2 separate regions of the Mus musculus genome follow, and region 2 is linked to region 1. The links are chromatin contacts, found by Hi-C or POLR2A ChIA-PET in ENCODE. All regions are on one chromosome and are shown on one strand. Each heading gives the region's core, a stretch centred on a gene start or an enhancer-like site at or near the end of the contact. The rest is flanking DNA. Distances are from core to core; before and after follow the strand shown.

What was found. A loop is a pair of places that touch in the nucleus more often than their neighbours do. ChIA-PET counts read pairs that join two places held with the same protein, here RNA polymerase II (POLR2A).
Region 2: a map of gastrocnemius shows a loop between it and region 1 (2.3-fold over the local background). The contact joins the promoter of Adgre5 here to the promoter of Pkn1 in region 1. A Hi-C loop is called at or near these places in 3 of 37 maps with a recorded cell type or tissue (gastrocnemius and heart). POLR2A ChIA-PET finds 5 or more read pairs at or near these places in 3 of 5 experiments (Patski and embryonic stem cell).

What each region holds. Positions count from the first base shown.
Region 1 is chr8:83,694,830-83,700,500 of GRCm38, forward strand. It overlaps Pkn1 (protein kinase N1), which reads right to left and starts at 4,350. Exons shown (of 22, transcript NM_177262.4): 1 at 4,138-4,350. The coding sequence starts at 4,158.
Region 2 is chr8:83,738,500-83,744,787 of GRCm38, forward strand. Adgre5 (adhesion G protein-coupled receptor E5) reads right to left here and starts at 2,812. Exons shown (of 20, transcript NM_011925.2): 1 at 2,608-2,812. The coding sequence starts at 2,638. It overlaps Gm46046 (predicted gene, 46046), which reads left to right and starts at 2,787. Exons shown (of 2, transcript NR_168527.1): 1 at 2,787-3,117.

The DNA of each region.
Region 1 (5,671 bases), core at 3,100-5,599:
AAAGCAGACTAGACCAGTCCCCACCTGCACGAATGTGTAGGTAGAACATAAGTTCCCAAAGGTGTGCGCGTCTAGCTCTGCAGGTCTGTGCCTGGCTCAGTGTGTGCACAGAATGCTAATTCACACACGGCCGCCTGCAGGTGTATGTCTGGGACCCAGGCTCAGGAATGCAGAGCAGTCTCACACATACTGCTCCCATCGGTATCAGCATGGAGGTAGGACACAGCTTCATAAACATGCACACTCCCACACCTGCCTGCACACACCCTGATAAACAAACAGCTTTGGGTGCTAGTTTTCGTCCCTTGGAAGCTACTCACAAACCCTCCACCTGCCAAGTGGCCATAGCCCACAAGCTCATACACATGTGCATGCCTACGTGCAACTGTATGTGTGTGAGAGTGTGTGTGTGTGTGTGTGTGTGTGTGTGTGTGTGTGTGTTGTGTGTGTGGTAAAGGGCTTGTACATGCTGACACTTCTTTTTAGATGCACCACCTCAGGCCCTCAGGTTCTTCAGGCCCTCAGCCCTGCTAATGCGTGTTCATGTCACTACTGAGAGACCCTCCCACTTGTCCCTTGTCCCCAACTTCCCCTTAAGTATCAGAACAGCAAGTTCTGTAGGGGAGAGAGAGAGAGAGAGAAAACGTGTGTGTGCGCGCACGCACGCGCACGCACACACACACACACACACACACACACACACACACACACACACACACACACACAAACGCTGCATGCATGCTTCCGGTACACAGGCAGCATCAACTTCCTGCTTCCTCCTACCCAGATGTCCACCCTGACTGCTCACAGCAGAGGCCTAGGGAGCCCACCTGGCTTAGTAGTCGCTCCCTGATGCCAACACCAGGAAGAAACAACCCTGAGTGGCCCCAAACAGCAGCCCGCAACTATTTACTAAATCTCAACTGTCAGAGATAGCAGTTACAAGGCTGTTTATATCAGGATCAAGATACATATGAGATTCTATTTCCCCCTGGATTTTGCCATGATCCTAAAACTGCTCTAAAAAAAAAATATATCACCGGGCATGGTGGCGCTCGCCTTTAATCCCAGCACTTGGGAGGCAGAGGCAGGCGGATTTCTGAGTTCGAGGTACCCCTGACAAATGGCTCACAGATGCCTGTAACTTCAGTTCTGGGTGGATCAGACCTCTCTGGCTTCTGTGGGCATGTGTACATACCCCCCCACCATATATAATTAAAAATAACAAATAAATAAAAGTAATGGTAGTGGTGGTGATATCAGAGGGTGAAGCTTGGTAGCACACACAAGCTCTGTACCTCAAGAGCAACAAAACAGCGCCTGCTCCAGCCTCACCCAGGTCTCAGAGAACGTCCTCCATGTGTCAGGTACTATGTTTCATTTTGTGGCTCTGTCTCATATAACCCATATGGCTCTGAATTTAATACATAGTGAAGGCTGGCCTTGAACTCCTGATCCTCCTGCTTCCTACTTGCCAGAGATAGGATTGTAACAGGCACCTTTGCACCTAGCACAGCAAGATGTAGATGCTAGAGATGATAAGACAGATAAGAGAGAAAGAGAGAGAGGGAGAGAGGGAGAGAGAGAGAGAGAGAGAGAGAGAGAGAGAGGAAGGAAGGAAGGACAGACGGATGGACAAACTAGCTGAGGCCCCCTGCTCCAGGTCCCACAGGCAGCAAGAGACAGAGCCAAGATTCACATTAGCTGGGAAGAATCCCACGTCCAGCACACCTAGAAGTAGTGAGCCATCACCATCACAATGAGCAATGTTCTCCTAGGCTCTTAAGCCCTTCGGATGAGGCTGCAGGCCAAGAGCACAGATCCTGTGACCCTGTCATCTCCTCACTGTGTATCTGAGCAGTAGTCACCATAGGGGGAAACCGATGCTCAAAGAGGCCATAGCTGTGCTCTCAGTGAAGGTAGGGTCGTCTTCTCATCGCCTTGAGAAACGCATGTCAATGTCTGGGGTCATTCTTGTTGTCATTACAACCAAAGTATACAGGGGACACCTATCCATGTCAACATTCCGAGGTACACAGGACAGCCCCACTACACAATGACCCCCACACAAGGCCATTGCTGGGGCCTTGGGAAGGGGTGTGGGTTCCCAGCCTAGACTGTCAAGCTCTATGTTCAAAGTAAAGGTGTCAGAGAAGCACAGAACTGGCTGAGGCTCCACCTCTCTCTGCATAGCCATCATCTCACCCTCACTCCCCCCACCTCCCCACCCCCACCCAGGGTTTTTCTGAGTTGCCCTGGCTGTCCTAGAACTCTATAGACCAGTCTGACCTCAAACTCAGAGATCCCCCTGCCTCTGCCTCCCAAGTCCTGGAATCAAAGGTGTGCACTACCACCACCAGACCCTCATACCATTCCTAACCCCATTGCCTCCTCCAAAACAGAAACAAGACTCTGTAAGGTAAAAGTGTTTGACCCAAGAACTCATTAGGGAAGGCAGCATTGGTATTTAAACCTGGCCTCACTGAACAATACTCTGTCATGACCAGGCCCCACCCACTGTCGCCCACCAGCGCCCCCAACCCAGCAGGCAAAGCAGGTACACAGCCAGGAGCAGGGCCAGCTCAAGCAAAGAGGAGAGGTGAAGGTCCTTGGCCCCACCTCCAGCAGAGAAGGCCTGGGAATGTGAAAAGCATGCAGGCAGGGAGGCAGGGCCTCCTGGGTCCTCCTCCTCGGTGACTCACTTCTGCCCAGGGACAAGGAGTCACTTGAGGGCAGCAGGGCAAACGCCTGGCCTGGTCTTGAGGAATTAGAAGGTCAGCTTCTCCACCTGCCATTACAGATCTGCAGACAGCAGACCAAGAACTGTCACCTTGGGGAAACCCTCTTGGCAAAGTGGCTAGGAACCCAAAACCCCACTTCCTGAGATTTCAATGCCTGGGGCGTTTCCAGAATCTAGACAGGACATCCGTTTGCCAGACACAGAACAGACAGGCACGGAGACGGTGGAACCAGGCAGCAAGTCCAAGCGGGAATGAACATAAGGGAGAAGACGGGACGGGGACCAAGATGTAGGTCCAGCCTCATTCTGGGAATCACAGCCTCCATGTGCGTCCTACTCGGGACACACCAAGCACATGCATGTACTGGGACAGCCCTGCACAGCCCTCAGTGGGCTTGAAGGGGAGCCGGCACCGGTGCATCAGCCTGGAGGTCTGACCTTGTGAGATCGGCAGCACCAGATACGCCCAGCTCCTCGGCAAGGCCGGCAGGCCATCAGCAGGACTGGGGAAGACGGGTACAGAAGGGTACAGGGGAGACATGGGGGCAGGTGTAGAAGGAGATGAGAACCAGTTACACAGGACAATGGACTGCATGGTGACGAATTAATGGAGCCACAAAGATACAAAGATCTCAGATTTTGGGCCACTGAATTAGAGTGGGGAGTCAGTCACCCCGACCCTGACCCTGCTTCAGTAACGCCCAACAGGTCACACAGGGAAGGCCATGTGGCTGGCAGATGCCAGTCACAGGTGTCTGTTGCGAGGGAGTAGAGACCCAGCCCTGTCACCTTCCAGACATAAAATCCTTCCTGTCTGTGTGACAGGACACGCCCCACCTGGGTTACAGCTCCATCTGTCAGCCTGAAGGGTGGTTATGGGGAACAAGGCGGAAGGAGGAACCCGGCCTCAGGCCTAGTGAAGTGACTTAGACACTTCCTCCAACAGGTGCCCATCTGGGTGGCGTCAAGACCATCGTAAAGACGTCTGCAGGCGGGGGTGGCCCGGGCTTTGTTGTGCGGGGGAGGGGATCGGGCCGGGCACTCCTCCGGTCCGGGGCAGGGTGCCAGGCACCTGCTCCAGGTGAAGCGGCACCTGACAGAAACCGAACGCTGCAGGACCCAGAGTAGGATGTGGGGACGACAGGCACCGGGATCCGCAGCTAGCCTCGGACACCGAAGTGGGGACCCCGCTACACACGCTGACTCTCGGGGAGGGCCAAAGGAGGGGATGCTGGGGTAGAATCCCGAACAGCACCCCTTCCTCCGACCCGGTCGGCGCCTCCACCTGCTACAAGGGCCCGCGCGGGCTCCCGATGGGGACCTCGTCCGGGACTCTACCCGTGCCTGGGGTCCTCCGCGCCTTCTGGCCGCCCCGCGGGTGCGGACAAGTCGCCTACCTGTACGGCGTCGCCGGCCATGTCCTCCGGCCGCCCGCCAGGGGTCCCAGCGCCAAGGAAGGGCTTGCGAGCGCGCGGGCGGGTGCGGCGGGAGGCGCGGCGCCCAGACCCTCCCAGGCGCGCGGCGCGCTCCGGCCTGCTGCGCTCGGCCCGGCCTGGCCAGGCCTCCGCCGAGCTGCGCCCTCCGGCCCCAGCGGCTGCAGGGTGGGTCACGTGAGCGCCGAGGTCCGCGCCTGGGGAGGAGGCGGGGCGGGGGCGGGGCTCCCGGCGGCCCCCGGGGCTTGCAGCGGGGAAATAGGGTCCCTGTTGGCTGTGGGGTGCGGCAAGCGCTCCTTGTAGCGTAGGGGACTCTGAGCGGGCCTAAGCGACCGCGAGCCTCAGAGGCCTTGTCCCCCGCCTCCAACCCCTTTGAATGCAATGGTCACCGTCCACCACCACCCTCGACACACACGGCCCAGCTGCACAGAGGCATCCTCCCTCCCGTTTCCCGGGAGGCAAACACAGGGAGAGCCTGACTTCAAATCCCAGTGTCCTGGGCCTTGGGGGAACACAATACCCCTCAGGACTAGGATGTCTGTAAAACTTGAGGAAGAGTAGGGCAAGTGTATAGATCCCAAGTGCACAATAAATGCCAGCAGTTGTCACTTTTAGCTCATTTTTTTAAAGACTTTATTTTGATTCATGTGTGTTAGGAATAAGTTTCGGGGTGGCAAAGAAAGAGACCATCCTTCAAAATGAAATGTCCGAACAAGGCAAACTTTACTCTTCATCAAGACAGTGCGCTGCGGAAAAGCAAAGAGAAGACAGGAAGTGCATATGGTTTCTATTCTAACTCAGGTGACCTCGCAGTCTTATTCAATTGGCTAGTCTGAGAAAATTGGCGCAGAGGAAATTGAAGGGGAAAGGGGTCACTGCTCCAAGCGATCAATTTCCTAGAATGGAGCGGGGGGGGGGGGGGCGCTTTGTATAAACAAAAGTTTTACTGGGTGAGGAGGATTAAAACATCTCCTTAAAAGTCCTATAAGGTAGGAGAGATAATGATTTTAATTACTGTCCAAAAGACTAATCTTATACTATTTGCTAGAAAAGACTCATATTTAATTTCTTGCATGTGTATATATGTGTTTCTTTGTGTGAGTTATGCACATGTGTGTGGGTGCCTCTGGAGGTCAGAAGAAGACATGGGATGCCCTAAAAGGAAGTTATAAACTGTTTGTGGACTGCACCACCTGGGTGCTGGGTCCAGACTTGAGTTTTCTACAAGAGTAGTATTGCTTCTATCTCTTCAACTCCTATTTTAATCTTTATACCATTTATTGAGTGTGTTCACGTGCATGTACCACACATGCCAAGCCAAATGTGTGGTGGCCAGTGAGTGACTTACAGGATGGCTTTTCTTCTGCACCCTATCATTTGGGGGGGGCACCCAAACTCATCTTCCTAAGCCCTGAACAGGCCCAATACTCCATCACTGAACTCTCAAGACTACAGTAGAGGCTTCCTTCCTTGTCCCCCAGCCGCCTCCTCCTTACAG
Region 2 (6,288 bases), core at 1,562-4,061, 42 kb after region 1:
AGCCCCAGGGACAGACACTATGATCGCAAGTGTGTGTCACCGCATCCAGCTTCCTTCACACAAATCATTAACCGACAGAGGCCTCCCTCCAGCCCTCAAGTCACTTTTGAAAAAATAATATTGATTTATTTTTAGGTGTATGGATGTTCTGCCTGCATGCATATTGCCCGGGGCATAGATAGGTAAGAAGAGGACACTGAATGTCCTGGAACTGGAGTCACAGATGGTTGTGAGCCACTGTGTGGTTCCTGAGAATCGATTTCTGTCCTCTGAAAGAACAGCAAGTGCTCTTAACCACTGAGCCATCTCTCCAGCCCCTTAGGTAATTTCTTTAAGACTTGGAACCACAGCCGTGCATGTTGATGCACACTTTCAGAGCCAGCACTGGTAAAGCACTGTGGGAGAACTCCGCTGGAAGCCAGCCTGGTCTACCTAGGGAGCCAAGGCTATGTAGGAAGACCCTATTTTAACAAGACAGAAGTAGGGGGATTAGTACACATTCAAAACCAGTTACGGCTACAGAGCTGCTACAGCGAGCGCCAAAGCCTGTCTCAAAACTAAAACCAAAGCAGACTCAAAATGAAGCCAGACCCTTTTGCGCAAATCTGTAATCTCAGCACTCAGAGGTAGAGGCAGGAGGACCAGAAGTTTAAGGTCATTTTAGCCACTTTGAAAGCTTGTTTACAAAAACAAAGCAAAAAACAAAAAACCAAACAAACAGACTCAGAGTAACATCAGCCATCAGGAAGATCAGGAGGTAGGGGCGGGGCTATGTCCAATCTACACAAAGAGAAGCTAGGGCTTGGAGCTTGGAAAAAAGATGAGTGATCAAACCAGGCCAGAGAAAGGACAGTAGACTCAAGTAATAGTTACCCAAGTCAGGGGGGTTCCTTGTCCCCTGGGCTGGGCTGGGCTCTACCCCACCATGCTAAAGGCATCAGCCAGACCGCCTACATCTGGAGACTTGGAAATTAATCAAACGGGAGCAGAGCCGTTCCCTTCTGCTCCCAGACACATCTGGTTCAACTTCCCAAGCTCAGACTGGAGCCAAGGGACTCCTGCTTAGAGAATCCAGAAGTGGGGGTAGGGCAGCCTTTGTGCTTCCTGCAGTATTTCATTGTGTAGTTCCGGCTGGCCTGGAACTTACTATGTAGACCAGGTTGGCCTCCAACTCCCAGGATCATGGAAGCCTCCTGCCTCCGCCTCTCTAATACTGGGATTCAAAACCTGAGAATCCAACTAGCGAGGCTGCTTGGTTGGTTTTGAAGACAAGGTATCATGTGGTCTCAAACTCAGTATACAGCAGAGAATGACCTTGAACTTTTGACCCTCCTGCCTCTACTCGCTAGGTACTCTGATAGCAGACACAGACACCACACCCACATGTTCAGTTAATTCAAACTGTAAACCAGAAAGTTTGTACACAAACTCTTGGCCCTTGAAACAATATGGTAAAATACAGCTGGTCTTGTTCCATTTTACAGAGGAGGAAAGTGCAGCCCAAAGTCACTGTGACCCAGCTTAGTGACAGCCAGGCAGGCCCCTGCAGCTGTTTGCCACCAACTGTGACACCCTGGGACTCTATTTCCTGGTTCTAGGTCCATGGCTACTGAGCTGCCTGCCACCTGTCACTAGCACTCAGGCCAGTCATTGTGGTTAGGGTGACCCCAGTTTGTGCCCCAAGTTCCATATCTTGGGGTAACTCCAGCTGGTGCCCCGTTCCATTTTTTCACTGTTTGTTGTCAAGTTACTTAGGTGACTTAGCCATCAAACAACGGTTGAGGCACCCAGGGTGGGGCGGGAAAGTCATGATGAAAGCCAAGTTCAAACCACAGCCTGGTAAGTTCCTTTCAGCCAGCAGCTCCGTCCCAGACAAGTCCCAAGGAGATTCTCTGCCTGTTCCTGGCACGGAGACAGCAGGGGACAGACTGGGGCAGGGGGAGTTCCCACCCTCGAAGAAATGGGCACCCTCACGTGGGTTTCTCTTCACATTGAGAGCGTCTGTTTGGGCAACAGTTTGCAAAGTGTACTTTAACCTACAGTTCTTTTTAGCTTTTTTTTTTTTTAAACTGTATGTGTTTTGCCTGCATGTATGTTTGTGCACTGCATGTATTATTGTACACTGCATGTATGTCTGTGCACTGCATGTCTGTTGCCCGTGGATGCAGAAGACAGTGTGAATCCCCAGGAACTGGAGTTACAGACACTTGTGAGCCACCATATAGGTGCTGGGACCCAGCCAGGTCCTCTCTTAATGCTCTTGACCTCGGCACCACCCCAGCCTCTAGCCTGCATTTCTTTTTCTTTTGTTCTTTTGAGACAGGGTCTTGCTGTGTAGCACAAGCTGACCTGAAATTGGTGACCCTGCTGCCTCAGCCTCCCTAATGCCCTGTGACACCATGCCTGCTTTGTTACCCTCTTTAACTGCCCCCGTGCCTCAGTTTCTCCCTCTTAGTCTCCAAACTGGCAACACTCAAGCCCATTAGGATCTGACACCCCCTGGAGAGCCCTCTGGGGCGCACAGGTGCGCCGGCTTCGACTGTCCCTGCCCCTCCTGGCCACGTCCCGCGAGTTCCCTCCCGGCTCCGCGCAACCCCGAGGTCTCACCAAGCAGGCCGGGGCATCTGACGCCCCTCATGGTGGCGCGGCACGGAACGGACAGCGTCTGGGGTTGATAGAGGGCTGTGGCGGCCGGCTGGGCTGGGCTTTTATGCAGCGGGCGTGAGCAGGGCCCTCCCCGGAACTGTCCTCCCCGCTGGAAAGTAACAGGAAAGTGCCGGGGAAACAGACCCAGGGCGCGCCGCGCGCCCGCGTCTGGAACAAACGCAACATTCCTCCCCCCCCCCCCCCGCGCGCGGCTCCGACACCCGCCCCCGCGGGGAGCTGGGTGGTGTGGTTCAGGCGTCCTGGGACGGGGACCAGGCACATCGGACAGAGCTGGGTGGAGCTCCCACCCGAACGATGTCCTGGGCGACCCTCGCCTTTCCCATCAGCAGGACTTGTCGGCTTCTTTTCCAAGAGAGAAACTGAAGTTCAGAGAAGCCAGGGGCCAAATAAGAACCAGAAGAGGACTGAGGGTCCTGCCGGGCTGACTGTCCAGGAACGAGAGACATCAAGGTTTGGAGATGCGGCTCAGTGTGCGCAGTGCTTGCTTAACCTGCCCGAGGCCCTGTCTAGCCTCAAAGCCACATAAGCCGGCAGAGGACCGCTAGCCTGTAATCCCAGCACTAATCAGGAGTTCAACTCATCCTCCGTTTTGTCGCTTTTGAAGCCTGCCCGCGCTACAAAAGACCTTGCCCAAAAAGACAAGGGGTCATGGCATGGCTGCGTTGGCCTATACTAATACCGTTCTCTGGAAAGCAGAGGCTAAACCGGAGGCCGTTTTTGGCCACTTAAGAGTTGCAGGCCAGCCAGGCCTACGAAGCATGAGTCTATCGCAAAAATAAAAAATAATAAAGTGGGGGAGGGAAGTGCTACCAAGATGGTTCAGCGGGTAAAGGCACTTGCCCCAAAACCTAACGACCTGATTTCTGATACCCAGGACCTCCATGATGGAAGGAGAGAGCCAACTCCTGGAAGTTGTCCTCTGACCTTCACGGGCACACGGTGCCACACACAAACCCAAACACTAAATAAACAAGTCAATAAATAAAACGTAATAAGGGGCCGGGCAGTGGTGGCGCATGCCTGTAATCCCAGCACTTGAGAGGCAGAGGCAGGCGGATTACTGAGTTCGAGGCCAGCCTGGTCTAGAGAGTGAGTTCCAGGACAGCCAGGACTGCACAGAGAAACCCTGTCTCAAAAAGCCAAAACAAATAAACAAACAAAAAACGTAATAAGGACTTAAAATAGAGGAAGAGAGAGCTTTGACCACGGGACATGGCTTACCACGGCAGGGCTTTTTGGTTACACGCACTGACCTTGCCACAGTCTATAGAGAGTCATGTGATGTACACTGGCTTCCTGTTTGAGTTACTTGTGTAACTATGGTTTCTTTTCATGTGTGTGTGTTGGGGGCGGGAAGAATGCCAAACCCAAGGCTTTGTGTATGCTGGACAAGCACTCTACCAAGGGAACTACATTCTCAGACACATCTAGTGATTTTTCAAAATATTGATTTTCTTTTTCTTTTTTTCTCTGAAACACGGTCTGGTCTCAAACAGCCCAGGCTGTCTTTCAACTCTATGTAGCCTAGGATGGCACTGAACTCCTGACTTCCTGTCTCCAAAGCCTAAGCCTGCTGGGATCACAGGCATAAACTACCAGGGGTGTCAGGCCTTCCTTTTACCTTAGTAAATTCTGGGTTCAAGTTGGGCCATGGTGGCGCACACCTTTCGTCCCAGCACTTGAGAGGCAGAGGCAGGTGGATCTCTGTGATTTGGAGGCTAGCCTGGTCTACAGAGTGAATCAGGGCAGCCAGGGCTGTTACACTGAGAAACTCTGTCTCAAAAACAAAACAACAAAGAATAAAAATAAAAATAAACTCCAAGTTCTGAGAGATGACTGTAGCGAACTATGATGGCGCACAACCTGTAATGGCAGAGCTCACGAGGTTGAGGCAAGAGGGTTGCTGGGAGTCTGTGGCTCTCCTGATCCACAGTGTGAGAGAAAAGATAAAAGGAAGTTGCAGACCATGTGTGCTACTGGGGCTGGAGAGATGGATCACTGGTAGATGAGAACACTGGCTGCTCTTCGGAAACAGGGTTAGATTCCCAGAATTCTGTAACTCCAGTCCCAGGGGAGCCGATGCTATCTTCTGGTCTCCCCAGGCACCGCATACACTTGGTACACAGATAAAACAAGCAGGCAAAACTGATAAAGGACAAACTGAAAATTAATAACAAAAATAAAGACACAGTATTCCTGTCAAATGAACACATAGAAAAAACAACTTTTTTTTTTTTTTTCCGAGACAGGGTTTCTCTGTGTAGCCCTGGCTGTCCTGGAACTCACTCTGTAGACCAGGCTGGCTTCGAACTCAGAAATCCGCCTGTCTCTGCCTCCCAAGTGCTGGGATTAAAGACGTGCACCACCACTGCCCTACTAAGAAGAAACATTTTGTAAAAATAAAATAAATATTTTATTTGGAAAAAAGTCAGTTTCTTACATAGCTTTTAAATTTTAAATAACTTTAAATCTTTATTTTTACCGTGTTAATTATAATGGTATTATAATTCAATTCATTGACTGTCACATGTATGTATCTTTCTTTCTCTATTTAGAAGGGTTAAAAAATATTGACAATTGCATCCTGGTGTATCTCCCTTCCTGGCCTTACACTAAACCATTTCTTCCCATTTTCTTTTTTTTTTTTTTAAGATTTATTTATTTATTATATGTAAGTACACTGTAGCTGTCTTCAGACACACCAGAAGAGGGAGTCAGATCTCATTACAGATGGTTGTGAGCCACCATATGGTTGCTGGGATTTGAACTCTGGACCTTCGGAAGAGCAGTCAGGTGCTCTTACCCACTGAGCCATCTCACCAGCCCCCTTCTTCCCATTTTCAAGTCAATGAAAAGGCCAGGAAGCTTCAGGTTTGTGGGATGAAGACCAGGGCCAAGAATTCTAAGCATGACCTAAGTTTCTCTTTAAACCTTGGTGTGTGGATTAAAAAAAGAAAGAAAGAAAATGTGTGATACATAGTAATTCATAGGTGAAAAGTGACCAGCGGCCACATTAGGAATGAGTTGCTGATAGATGACTGTGCCTTACTTAGTTCAAGGTTTAATCCCTTGGGGTTTGCGCAAGAGCCAGCAGAGAGGAGGTTGGGAGGGGAATGGCCATTCCTAGTCTTAAGTGGAATTTGGACCTTTTTTTTTTCCTCCAAAAAATGGTATAACCTCAGGGCTCAATGTCCCCACAGACGCCCTGGCAGGCAGAGCCTCCCTGGGACTTGATTCGTCCTGTCTGTTGAATGAAGATTAAACCAAGCATGGCAGCTCATGTCTGTTATCCCAGCACTAGGAAGGTAGAGCCAGGGGCATTATGAGTTCAAGACAAGAGACTAGTTCACAAGGTGTGATGGCTGTCCTTGTTGTCACCTTGACTACCTCTGAAATAAATGAAAAGCCCAAGACAACAGCACACCTGTGAGAGATATTTTTAGCTGATTAGATCGTCTGAACTCGGAAGACCCATCTTAAATCTGGCCACACCTTCCGACAGCAGCCTATATAAAGGGCATGGAAGAAGGAAGCTCTTCTCCTAGGTCTGCCTGTCCTCATTGTCACTGGGAAGTTTGTTCCTTCACTGACATTAGAGCCTTTGGGATTCTGAGACATACT